Linked DNA regions of Homo sapiens: region 1 is linked to region 2. The links are chromatin contacts, found by Hi-C or POLR2A ChIA-PET in ENCODE. All regions are on one chromosome and are shown on one strand. Each heading gives the region's core, a stretch centred on a gene start or an enhancer-like site at or near the end of the contact. The rest is flanking DNA. Distances are from core to core; before and after follow the strand shown. Region 1 has its middle 51 kb from the start of PMAIP1. Region 2 holds the start of SEC11C (SEC11 homolog C, signal peptidase complex subunit).

Region 1 (6,284 bases), core at 1,039-3,538, 710 kb after region 2:
GTCAACACGGTGAAACCCCGTCTCTACTAAAAATACAAAAATCAGCTGGGCATGATGGCACATGCCTGTAGTCCCAGGCTGAGGCAGGAGAATGACTTGAATCCAGGAGGCAGAGGTTGCAGTGAGCCGAGATCCCACCACTGCACTCCAGCCTGGGTGACAGAGCAAGACTCTGTCTCAAAAAAAAGAGAGTACAGTATATAATGGTTTTATGATCTGTCAATGTGCACCTCTTAAAATGGCGAAAGAATGGTAAGAACATATGCAAAAAAAGTTTTTTTTTAACGTTTTCAGTAATTATATTGGAGTAAGTGTATTTAATATTGTTATTCTGAGACTGATGTGTGTGCATTGTTGGATAAAGCAAATGAACAATTCTAAGATATTCTAAAAATAATAATAAAAAGTTGAGAAATAAATTCCAAACTCACAATATATTTTAAATGTTCACATTTAACAAATGAAAGCCTTTAAAACAGAAATACATGGTGAAACCCAGACTCTACTAAAAATACAAAAATTAGCTGAGCGTGGTGGTGGGCGCCTGTAATCCCAGCTACTCCAGAGGCTGAGGCAGGAGAATTGCTTGAACTTGGGAGGCAGAGGTTGCAGTGAGCTGAGATCTCGTCACTGCACTCCAGCCTGGGTGAGAGAGCAAGACTCTTAGAAAAAAAAGCCAAAAAAAAAGCACAGTATACAATATATTATACTAAAATACTCATAATCAAAAACTAATTACATAAACTATAAACATACATCTCTTATACAACAATTTAAAAACACTCACAAAATAAATTATGACTGCTAGAAAATTAAAAACAAAAAACAGTAGAAGCCAGGTGCAGTGACTCATGCCTGTAATCCCAGCACTTTGGGAAGCTGAGGCAGGTGGATCACTTGAGGTCAGGAGTTCGAGACCAGCCTGGCCAACACGGTGAAACCCAGTCTCTTCCAAAAATACAAAAATTAGCCGGGCGTGGTATGTGCCCCAGTAATCCCAGCTACTAGGGAGGCTGAGGCAGGAGAATCGCTTGAACCCGGGAGGCAGAGGTTGCAGTGAGCTGAGACTGCACCACTGTACTACAGCCTGGGCAACAGAGCAAGACTCTTTCTCAAAACAAAAACAAACAAAAAAACCAAAAACAATTGGTCCATGGTTCCTGATAGGCTGTGTAGTCTGGTAATAGACATAGGTTTGAAGCTGTATGAAGAATATCTTTCAGTAGCTTTGGGGATGATTTAATCTTATTTGGAGAGAACATTAAGGATTCGAATTTGAGGCTGTTCCTAAGTGTGAAGCCTGAGTCACCGCCCCTCCCAGTGTGGACCTAGATCAGAAAGCACTATTTACATACAAAGATCTCTGCCTCCGCCCCTGCCTTGGGGCTGTTCTCTGCCCTGGGCAGGGAAATTCCCTCTGGTCAAAACATCCTGCAAGGCATGGAAAGCAAAAGCATAAACTGCAGTTCAAATCCACAAATACCCCTTTTCTGGTATCTCCTTAATCCCTTCTGTTCATCACAGTTTAGTTTACAAAATTATTGCTTTGGAAGTCACAGCTGGAACAAGTCTGAGCTGGTAATGTCCAGTAGGACAGAAAACAGAAAGCGAGGGCCAGCGCGGTGGCTCAAGCCTGTAATCCCAGCACTTTGGGAGGCCGAGATGGGTGGATCACTTGAGGCCAGAAGTTCAAAACTAGCCTGGCCCACATGGGAAAACCCCATCTCTACTAAAAATACAAAAATCAGCCAAGTGTCATGGCAGGCACCTGTAGTCCCAGCTACTTGGGAGGCCAAGGCAGGAGAATTGCTTGAACCCAGGAGGTGGAGGATGCAGTGAGCCGAGATCATGCTACTGTACTCCAGCCAGGGCAACAGAGTGAGCAGAAAGAAAGAGAGAAAGTGAGAGAGCAAAGCGAGAAAGCAAAGCAAGAAAGCAAGCAACGCCTGGCTGGTTGCTGGAAAGGGAGCCTGGTGTGAGCGGACAGGGAGACCCCAGGCAGCTAGGGCTCTTATTGGGTCCCCTTGAGGACCATTTGGGTTCCAAGATGGAGCCTTGACACTAGGGTGAGGGAGGGTGTCCAAAGGTAAGGGAACACAAAGGGAAAAGTGGGGGGATCCTAGAAAACATTTCACTTACTTCACTCTGCTCCACGTGCTTTCTGGGAAACCATAAAACTGTTGGGCTAAAGAGACTCCAATTTAGTACTCAGGGAGGCGGAATTTCCCTTTGCTATCTCACCTGATGAACTCTGACGTCATAGGATACTGGTTGGCTAACTGGTCTTTCCTCTGTGCAAGCCTCATTTCACTCCCCACCTGGCCCTGGTCCCACTCAACTCAGGAGAGAGGCAGGTGGGCAGCAGGTGTTACCACGTCTCAGAAGATCTGTTACCCCTTAGATCCTTTACACCAAAGCCCAAGGCAATTGTCTTCATGCAGAAAGCACAGCTGAAACATTAAATACCTCACCCAGGAAAGTGGCGACTTGTGGGGAGGCAAGGGAAGGAGACTGGATGGTGGGGGGAAGGAAACTTAAAACCTAGCTTAAAAAGGTTAATTGTTCAGCTGGATGGCATGGTTACAAATGTCCACTGTGCAGCACGAGGTCTAAAAGATTTCATAATATGTTTTAAGTATACCATACTTCAGTGCAAACTTTGGAATGCATAGTTCTGTGATTTTAGTTCAATTCCAGAAGCATATATAGCCATGAAGGAAGCTTGAGCTATGAGTTAATAGGACCCAGGTGCCTAAGTTGCTGACCAGTCCTGTAACTTTGGGCAAAGCACTCTGCCCTCTGTGCTTCAATATCCCCATCTTAGGTGGGCACTATGCTATGGGAGGGTAAGGCGGAGGATCACATGAGACCAGGAGTGGGAGACCAGCCTAGGCAACACAGGGAGACCCTGTTTCTAGAAAACTTTTTTTTTTTTCTGAGACAGAGTTTCTCTCTGTCACCCAGGCTGCAGCACAGTGGTACAATCACTGATCACTGCAGCCTTGAACTCCTGGGCTCAAGCCATCCTCCCACCTCAGCCTCCCGAATACCTGGGACTACAATGCCGGGCCACCATGCCAGGCTAATTTTCTTTTTTGGGGGGTGGTGGGGGTAGAGATGGGCTTTCACCATGTTTCCCAGGCTGGTCTCAAACTCCTGAGCTCAAGTAATCGGCCTGTCTTGGCCTGCCAAAGTGCTGGGATTACAGGTGTGAGCTAGCTCACCCGGCCAAAAAGTCTTTTTAAAAATTAGCTGGCTTGGGCCGGGGCGCGGTGTCTCAAGCCTGTCATCCCAGCACTTTGGGAGGCCGAGGTGGGCGGATCACAAGGTGAGGAGATGGAGACCATCCTGGCTAACACGGTGAAACCCCGTCTCTACTAAAAATACAAAAAAATTAGCTGGGCATGGTGGCGGGCGCCTGTAGTCCCAGCTACTCGGGAGGCTGAGGCAGGAGAATGGCGTGAACCCGGGAGGCAGAGCTTTCAGTGAGCCGAGGTCGCGCCACTGCACTCCAGCCTGAGTGACAGAGCGAGACTCTGTCTCAAAAAAAAAAAGAAAAAAAAAATTAGCAGGGCGCGGTGGCGGGCGCCAGTAGTCCCAGCTACTCAGGAGGCTGAGGCAGGAGAATGGCGTGAACCCGAGAGGCAGAGCTTGCAGTGAGCCGAGATCGTGCCACTGCACTCCAGCCTGGGCCACAGAGCGAGACTCCATCTCAAAAAAGAAAAAAAAAAAAATTAGCTGACTTGTGTCTCAGAGAGGACATCAAAAAAAAAAAAAAAAAAAAAAAAAAAAAAGAGGAAGAAGAAGAAGAAGAAGAAGAAGAAGAAATTAGCCGAGCGTGGTGGTATTGGACTGTGGTCCCAGCTACTTGGAAGTCTGAGGCAGGAGGATCACTCAAGCCCAGGAGTTGGAGGCTGTAGTGAGCTATGATCACACCACTGCAGTCTAGGTGAAAAAAGTGAGAACCTGTCTCTAAATAAATGCATAAAAATAAATACAAACAAAAACAAAATTAAAACCTCCATCTTTAAAGGGGGGAAAACCTTGTTCTGCCCACTTCTCAGAAGAATCATGCAAGGAAGTTCTGTAAAAAACCTAAAGCGGCTGCGCACGGTGGCTCATGCCTATAATCCCAGCACTTTGGGAGGCCAAGGCGGGTGGATCACGTGAGGTCAGGAGATCAAGACCAGCCCGACCAACATGGTGAAACCCCGTTTCTACAAAAAATACAAAAATTAGCTGGGCGTGGCAGCAGGCTCCTGCAGTCCCAGCTACTTGGGAGGCTGAAGAATGAGAATCACTTGAACCTGGGAGGCAGAGGCTGCCGTGAGACGGGATCATGTCGCTGCACTCCAGCCTGGGTGACAAAACGAGACTCTCTCAAAAAAAAAAAAAAAAAAGAGCAACGTATAAATGCAAGCCATTCTATGTTTTATTTGGGGTCTGGACTATCCGTGATGTTAAACTCACAATTGCTGGATCTTTAGGTTACTGGCCTAAGGGCTTTTGTAGGGGAAAGATGGTGTTGAATGATGGAGGAGAATAACATGGTTCCCAAATCATAAACTGAGTTACAGGCCTCCTGGTCATCACCACTTCTGCGTTATTCTCATTTCTGTTCTCAACTCTTCTGTAAGTCTTTCTGCAAAACAGCAGCTTTGGGAGAAATTGAATAGTTCTCATCTCACTCTTTTGTGCATGGTGGGGAAGGCAATATAATTATTTTTCCCCTAAGCATGTACTTAAAAAGTAAACCATTTTAAAGTTTTCTCTATCTCTCCCTAAAGCATTTTCACCTTCAGAAGTTTATGTGTCTGAGTCATGGCTATAAAATCACATGGATTTATTTTTAAAATGCATTGTGATTTCTACCAGATTAATATCACTTTAAAACAGCCGCTTTGGGAAGCTCTATTTCTTACCTATGCTCTTTACTTTGTTTAAAACATGTCTGAAACTCTTCTGGGGTGGCTTTCAGAATATATTTACAGACTGCACAAGAAAAGGAATTCTCTGGGCCCAAACTGGGTTTTAGATCCAAACAGTGTTGCCCAGATGGAGCACCCACGTTACTGAAAGAATAAACTCCAAGTTGTTTACAGAAAGCAAAGCTCCAAAGAAAAAAGATTTCTCACCCTAGACGATATCCAAAGAATAAACTCCGGGCTCAGAAAAGTTTCCAGAACTTTCTTGGCAATGATAGCATTGACTGAACCATAAGGACAACCCACAAAGTAACTACCCTTACCTGGATATAAAAGTTTTAGATCAGCTTCTTTTAAAATTGGGCTTTTACATTTTATAATTATTTTTAACAAATTTTTTTCTGTAGCATGAACTAATGAGAGCATCAGTATTTTTGATAGCTTGTAAATTGAACCAGTGATAAAATGATACTAGAATTTGCTTTTGGGCAGATAAACTCCTAGATTAATCAGACCAATAGACAATGACAAAGCACATTTTCAATAATGTAGGCACTAGTGTTACATTTTCTATCTGAAAAGTGAATTTTAGTGGTGGCTCACACCTGTAATCCCGGCACTTTGGGAGGCCAAGGCGGGTGGATCACCTGAGGTCAGGAGTTCAAGACCAGCCTGGTCAACTGGGTGAAACTCTGTATTTACTGAAAATATAAAAATTAGTAGGGCATGGTGGTGTGCTCCTGTAATCCCAGCTACTCTGGAGGCTGAGGCAGGAGAATTGCTACTCCAGCCTGGGCGACAGAGCAAGACTCCGTCTAAAAAAAAAAAGGCTGTGTGTCTACGCGTATCAATGTATATTAAGAGATTTAGAGAGTGGGGCAGATGCTCATGTTCCTCCTTGCCTCCTGCCAAAAAAAAAAAAAAAAAAAGACATTTCACTGTTTTGAATGAGAAAATGATTCTGATCAACAGTCTAACAACAAATGGACTCTGAGCAGGGTTAGGAGATCTAGCTGACCTCCATTGCCGCTGGGGAGATTTCATCCAGGACAAAGCCTGACTCTGAAAGTCAGCTCGTTAAAGTACATCATAAAACTTTGACTGTTCCTTTTGGAGACCTGGCTAAGCCAACCAGATAATAAAAGACAGATTTATAAGCCTGGTGCCTGCTGGCACCTCAGTAATTCTAAGTAGCTTGGAGAGGCTCCTAGACGCTTTATTGGTCCTTAGTGGACCAATCATCAATAATGAAGGGTCAGGCAGGAAGGCTCTCGTCTTGTGTCCCTTGACCACCTGGGCTGTGTCAACCTTCAGCTCCCGTTACAGTGCTTCCCACTTCACGAGGCTGCCTCTCCAAGA
Region 2 (6,491 bases), core at 3,286-5,785:
TCATCATGGTGCTGGATGCAGGGCAGGGAGAGCGTACTTTCCTCGCTGTGGCCCTTGGGCTGGTGCTGGCTTCCATCTTAGTGGTGGTAGCCTGTCTCTGTTTCATGTGGTCCTCAGTGGCCTCCCTGTCCTTCACATCCTATTTTCTGATGACTGTCACTGGGTTCACTGCAAATGGGTTCATGGTTTTCCAAAGGTAAAACAAACATGAGAACAGCTCAGTAGTTAGAGGACCTGATGAGTGTTAAAATATAAGTTTACAACACGTCTCTCCGGTCAGGAAAGCACCAGGTGTATGTGAGTTACACTAAGAACAAGCTACACCTGCCATTAGAATGTCTGTAATACATGCAGAGAGATGGTAAAGACTTCAGCTATGAACCCGAATGGTGGTGATCACTGTGCTTGCTGATCATTGGTAGTAATTAATGATGATGATGATCATGTCTAACATTTAATGAGCACTATGTGTCACACACTATTCTATGTGCCTTACATATAAAAATGACTCTTCATAACCTACTCCTGTGAGGTAGGTGTAACCACTATCACTATAAAAAGAGGCACAGAAAGGTAAGATAACTTACTCAGGGCTGCACAGCTAGTAAGTTTTAGAACCTGGATTGGTACCCAAGACTGTCTTTTGCTAGAGCTTAGGCTCTAAACCTCTCTGCTAAGCTATTATTCCAGTATACAAACTGCATGTTATGGGTTGAATTGTGTCCTCCAAGAAGACATTTTCAAGTCCTAACACCTGGTACCTGTGACTGTGACCTTATTTGGATACAGGGTCTTTTATTGCAGATGTAATCAAGTTACAATGAGGTCACATTAGAGTAGGGTGGGTTCTAACAAATATGACCATTAACCTTAGAAGAGAAGAGGAAAGACACAGACACAGAGTGAAGACATGGGAAGATGGAGGCAGAGACTGGAGTTATGCTGTAGAAGCCGACGAATGCCTGGGGCTACCAGAATCTGGAAGAGGCAAGCAAAGATCCTTCCTTAGAGAATTTGGGGGAAGCAGGTCTCAGCAAAACCTCCAGAATGTCAGAAAACAAATTTCCGTTGTTTTAAGCCACCTGACTTTGGCATTTTGTTATGGCAGCCCAAAGAAACAAATCCAGCGCGTATCATTCACAAAAGTGGGGAAGACATCTTCACAGGGCCCATGCTCCAGTGGTTCTGTGCAGGCCAATGTGGTTTATACCTCCATTTACAGGGGCTGATTCTCTCCATGACATATGCTTGCATCTAACATTTATAAAATTTACAGTCTACAAAACATTTTTACTTATCCTACCTGTGATTGTCATAACCATCAGGGCAGATACTACCAACAGTTGAAAAACTTTTTAAAACTAGACTTTATTTTTATTATTTATTTATTTATATTTCAATAATTTTTGGGATACGGATGGTTTTTGGTTACATGAATGAGTTCTTTAGTGGTGAATTCTGAGATCTTAGTGTACTCATCACCTGAGCACTATATGCTGTATCCAAAATGTTTAGGCATTATTTTTTTGGAGTAGTTTTAGGTTTACAGCAAAAATGAGTGGAAAGTATAGAGATATACCCATCTACTCCTGCCCCCACACATGCACAGCCTCCTCCACTATCAACTTCCCCTGCCAGAGTAGTACATTTGTTACAATTGGTGAATCTACACTGACACATCCTTATCACCCAAAGTCCACGGGTTACATCAGGGTTCACTTTGGGGTTGTACAGTCTATGTTTTGACAAATATATAATGATATGTACTCATCATTATAGTATCATACTCTCCCCCCTACCCCCGGCAACCACTGATCATTTTACTGTCTCCATAGTCTTGCCTCTAGAGTTCACGGGAAGGAGTACTTCACTGGGGAAGAGGCCACCAGTGACAGAACAAATGAAGTGAACATTCTAGTTCTCTTAATTACTTATGTCCTGGATTAAGAAAAAAATATTAATAGTAGCCATAATTCCTCCTACTGGTTCTGAGAGTCTATTTTGAGTCAGATGGGAGGTTTTTTTTGCATATTATTAATACCTCACTTGACTCTCACAACATCTCTTGCCTTTTTCAGTATGCCATGTAGTTGGGATCATACAGTATGTTGCCATTTCAGATAGACTTCTTTCACTTAGTAATATGCAGTTAAGCTTCCCTCCTGTCTTTTCATGGCTTGATATTACATTTCTTTTTTGCACTGAATAGCATTTTATTGTCTGGATATCCTGCAGTTTATTTATCCATTCACCCACTAAAGGACATCTTGGTTGCTTCCAAGTGTTGACAATTATGAATAAAGATGCTAAAAACATCCGTGTACGGGTTTTTGTGTGGACATCCGTTTTCAAGCTGGTATTTGGGTAAATACCAAGGAGTGCAATTGCTGCATCATATGGTGAGAGGATGCTTAGTTTTGGAAGAAATTGCCAAACTGTCTTCCAAAGTGGCTGTAACAAATACGGTTTTTATTTGGTGGATGAGCAAAGGGTTCATGGAGGTGAATAAATTAGTCTAAGACTGGACAATATGCAGGGACTTCTACCCAATGTCTTCCTGTGTTGCTTCTCACCCAATGCTCAACCTAAGCAGGAGCCTGGAGGCTGGGCCAAAGGTTCTGATGTGAAGATATCACACTGGGTTCTAGGTTTATTGGTCACATTTTGGACCCTTACTCTATTCCCACAAACCTGTTCCACCCACAGCTTTCCTCATTGAAGTTGAGGGGAACTCTACCCTTCTAGTTCCATAGGTTAAAAACCCTGGAGTCAGCCTCAATCTCTTTTCTTCTTTCACGCCCTATATTTATTCTTTCAAAAAATCCTGAAGACTCTTTCTTCAAAATGTATCCAGATTCTGAACCTTTAGTGCTGCCACCTTAGTTCCAGCAATTATTAGTGGCAGGGTTAACTATCACCATATCTTCCTATGTACTAAGCACTGTGTCTTGCACTTATAATTTTATACATCTGATATTTGGAAGAATTTTACACAGACTAGCTTCTGGATCTGTACATTTCAAACCTTGTTTTTCCTCTCCATCCACTTATTTCCAAGGTCAAGTGCTGCAGAACACTTTCATATCAGATGCCACTTCCAGTGGGACTTCCTGCCACGGTGCCAGGTGAGTTGGCCCAGTGGATGGCAGTATTCCCAGAAGCCATTTTTTACACGAGGATGGCAGGAAAGACCATGAACCACATAAATAAATTCACTAAACTCAAACCAAATGTATCTCCAACTCGTTTCCTCCTTAGCTGGATCCCCAAAATTCTCCTTGTCCCTCCAACAGGAGGGGAAATGTAATGGAGGTGAAGTTGGAATGCAAAGAAACAGAACTCTTAACCAATAGCAATTGCAATATCTTGCTTTTGAAAGTTTTACACATTCTATGGTTAAGTTTCTCCCACACCTTGGAAAAACACCTTTGCAATTGAAGGGTCCCAGAACTTACCTTTCATTAGCTTCATGGTAAGTCAGCTTCTGGTATATTTTAAATTGCAACCTGATCCTTTCCCCCAGACCTCCCCATTCAACTTATCTGCTTTTCCTGTTGTCATAGCACCTCCATCCTTTAGGTACCGTATAAATTATCCATTATGTCTGCCTTCGGTAGAATATAAGCTTCATGAGGGCAAGAATCTTTGCTTGTTTTGTTAACTGATGTTTCTCAAGTGCCTAGAACAAGGCCAGGTGCATGGTAGGTGCTCCATAAAGATTTGTGGATAAATAAATACAATAAAGAATGCATAATGCATACACGAGTGAGTGAATGAACCAAAGGTAATCTAGGATCAGAACTGTGATGATCTAGGACTTCTAAATTTAAAACTTTGAGTTATATTCCACTCATTTCCACTTAACCTTGGCCATGTCAATGAACCTTTCTGGGCCTTTGCTTTCTCGTGTATGAAATTAGGTGGTTATGTATTCATTTAATTAATATCTATTGCAACCCAATTATGGTCAAGGCATTCAAAGATACTTCCTTGCATACAAGTGGTACCACTCAAAATGCAGAATTCAGCGGCCTCAAAAGTCCCGCCTCTTCCAAGCCCCGCCCACCGCAGTCCATCTTTAGGCCCCGCCCCAATTCGGCTCAGCCCGCCCCAGCGTAGAGGCACCACCTTTCCTCGCTGCAGTCATCCAATAGCCAAGATACACGGCTAGGTGATTTGCGAGCGGGAGTTAGGTGTCCTCTTGGCGCCTGACCAGAGTCGGGAAATTCAGCTCCTCTTGAGTAGTCCCTTCCCCGAGTTGCCCCCCGAGGTATGCGGGGTCACTCGCTGCTCGATGTTCCCTCCGAAGGGTCGGACAAGGCTCCGGAGCCCTGTAGCTGCCCTCCCTAGGAGCCCCGGGTCTTCACTGGCCGAGGTGCCCACCCCGCAGCATTCTGGGAGTGGTAGTTTTCTTCCTTCAGGTTCATTCCTGGCTGGCCAGTGCCCAAGACTGGCGAGACTACGATTCCCAGACGCCCAAGCGAGTCGCCGGTCACGTGGCCGCAAGGACGCTGGGCCGGTGGGCGGGGGCCGGCAGGTGCTCCGCAGCCGTCTGTGCCACCCAGAGCCGGCGGGCCGCTAGGTCCCCGGAGACCCTGCTATGGTGCGTGCGGGCGCCGTGGGGGCTCATCTCCCCGCGTCCGGCTTGGATATCTTCGGGGACCTGAAGAAGATGAACAAGCGCCAGGTGACGGAGGAGGGTGGTGAGCGCGCCGTGGCCGGGACCGCCTGTGCTAGCGGGGAGTCGGGGCTTCCCAGTCAGGGCTCCGGCTCCCAGTGAATGCGGCCGGGCGGCCACCCGAAGCTCCCGCGCTGGGCTCTCAGGCCCTGGGTTCTACGCCTACGTGTGGGCATGGGTGTGCACTTCCTTGCCCTGACAAGAGCACAATTAGGGGAGGGTGCAGGAAAGGGGAGAATAGAAACCCCGTGCCATGGAATGTCAAATGTGGTTGAGAATGCCACAGCCACGCTTGTGGGAGAGATGACTCGGTGAACGACAGCTCTCTGAGCGTATTTGAAGGGCCACCCGGTGAAGAGGGAACCGATTTCTCTGTGGGGCTTCAGAGGCCTGACTGCCGGCAGGTGGAAGAGGCAGAAAGGCAGGCGAGAGGGAAGAACTTTCCTACAACGGGAGCTGTCCAGCGATGCCTCCCAAAGCAGTTTCTTCCCAGCCTGGGCAGTTGTTTTTCCCCTGACCGTGGGTCGGGACTAAATAATGCTCCTTGTGCCTAGAGAGCTCACAAGCTGTGCGCAATCATTGTGGACTCAACCAGTGTTCCCAGCGAGATTCCAGAAGCCTTCTCTAACTTCTGAGATGGCTGCACTCTGAATATAGGAGGCAGTGTAGGGTCTTTGGGCAGCTGGGGTGGTTGAATTCCCTCTCCTTTGTGAGAGGACCTCAGAGGAAAACGTTCCTCTTGCTCTCTTTTTAGCCACTTATTGGCCATCATCACTGTCTTTGGGGCCTTATCTCTTCACTATAAGGTTAAGAGTGAGTAGGGATTGGAAAGGAAGCCCTCTCAGTCAGGAAAAATACGACTATGTAGGCTTCTAGGTAGAGAATTTGGGGGACCTGTAGGACCTGAATATCACGGTGGATACTAATGCCACTATTGCTACTAATAAATTGTGCTAAGAAAAATGGGACCTTCCAACCAGGGAGTTTTGATTGTCTTTGAAAATGGTATTAATCCTCATTATTTTGATGGCATCCAGTTTCATTTGCTCCATCATGTTGAGATGTGGGGTGGTGCCCATGGGAGGTCACAGCTTACTCCTTTAGGCATACGTGTTTTTCCCCTCTCACTCTCCTCCCCCTTCCCCAAGTAGAATTTCAGACTAGTGCAGTAGTGTGGGAAAGTTTGATAATTTCTATTTCATCAACCGTGTTTAGGATGTGGTAGTGTCTAGGTGTGCAAAGCTGATGACTCCTGTTTCTGGAAGATGAGTTGTAGTAGAGATTATCACCAGCTTAAAAAAGTAACTGCTAATGTCCTGAGCATTGATGCTGTTCACAAGAATATCCTCCAGGAAGCAGAGCTTTGTTTAAAAATCTAGACTTAATGGCTGGGTTTTTAAAGTGTCTCTAAAATTGGTACTGATTACTGATGGCTATAATTGCAGACTGTCAGAAAAGGCCCTCTGATGAGTGTATTGATCCCTAAACCAGTTTGCCCTTTGAAAGATCAGTGTGTTTTTGCTCTCAGCGATAAGGCCTGCCAGTAGCTGGCTGTATTGCCTGTTTTGCTAGTCTTCTAATTAAAATTCAGCAAGCTCAAATCTACTGCTTCTTGGTACTTTTTAAAAAAGCTTTGTCTTTTTTTTTTTTTCTCTTCTTCCCTCCAAAATAGCATCTTATGACACTTTGTCAGGCCTGCATGCTCCACCAGTCTTGAAAGCAGGACCTTCTTTCTCTGCTGCCCCTGCTTACTATTAAAGCAGGACCCACATGCAACACAAGGGCTCTTTGTTTCTGCAGTGAGGAAGAGAGG

Evidence for each region. Hi-C counts contacts between places; a loop is a spot of excess contacts on that map. ChIA-PET counts read pairs that join two places held with the same protein, here RNA polymerase II (POLR2A). Pooled maps may share reads with other maps.
Region 1: a loop to region 2 is called in a pooled map, with 5 times the contacts of the local background. The contact joins the enhancer-like site here to the promoter of SEC11C in region 2. A Hi-C loop is called at or near these places in 1 of 168 maps with a recorded cell type or tissue (GM12878) and 4 of 50 pooled maps. POLR2A ChIA-PET finds 5 or more read pairs at or near these places in 1 of 52 experiments (GM12878).

Annotation. Positions count from the first base shown.
Region 1 is chr18:59,845,931-59,852,214 of GRCh38, forward strand. No RefSeq gene overlaps it. Among named protein-coding and RNA genes, the nearest start is that of PMAIP1, 51 kb to the right of the region's middle. RefSeq lists a silencer at 1,207-1,501 and enhancers at 1,464-2,381, 1,466-1,545, 1,626-1,805. Within about 2 kb of position 2,289, at least 2 of the 41 ENCODE cell types and tissues checked have a DNase peak (open chromatin) inside an H3K27ac peak, as active enhancers do; they include GM12878, where a contact is called at or near this core.
Region 2 is chr18:59,135,349-59,141,839 of GRCh38, forward strand. It overlaps SEC11C (SEC11 homolog C, signal peptidase complex subunit), which reads left to right and starts at 4,536. Exons shown (of 6, transcript NM_033280.4): 1 at 4,536-4,687. The coding sequence starts at 4,601. RefSeq lists silencers at 3,966-4,015, 4,436-4,575 and enhancers at 4,126-4,215, 4,296-4,395, 6,311-6,360.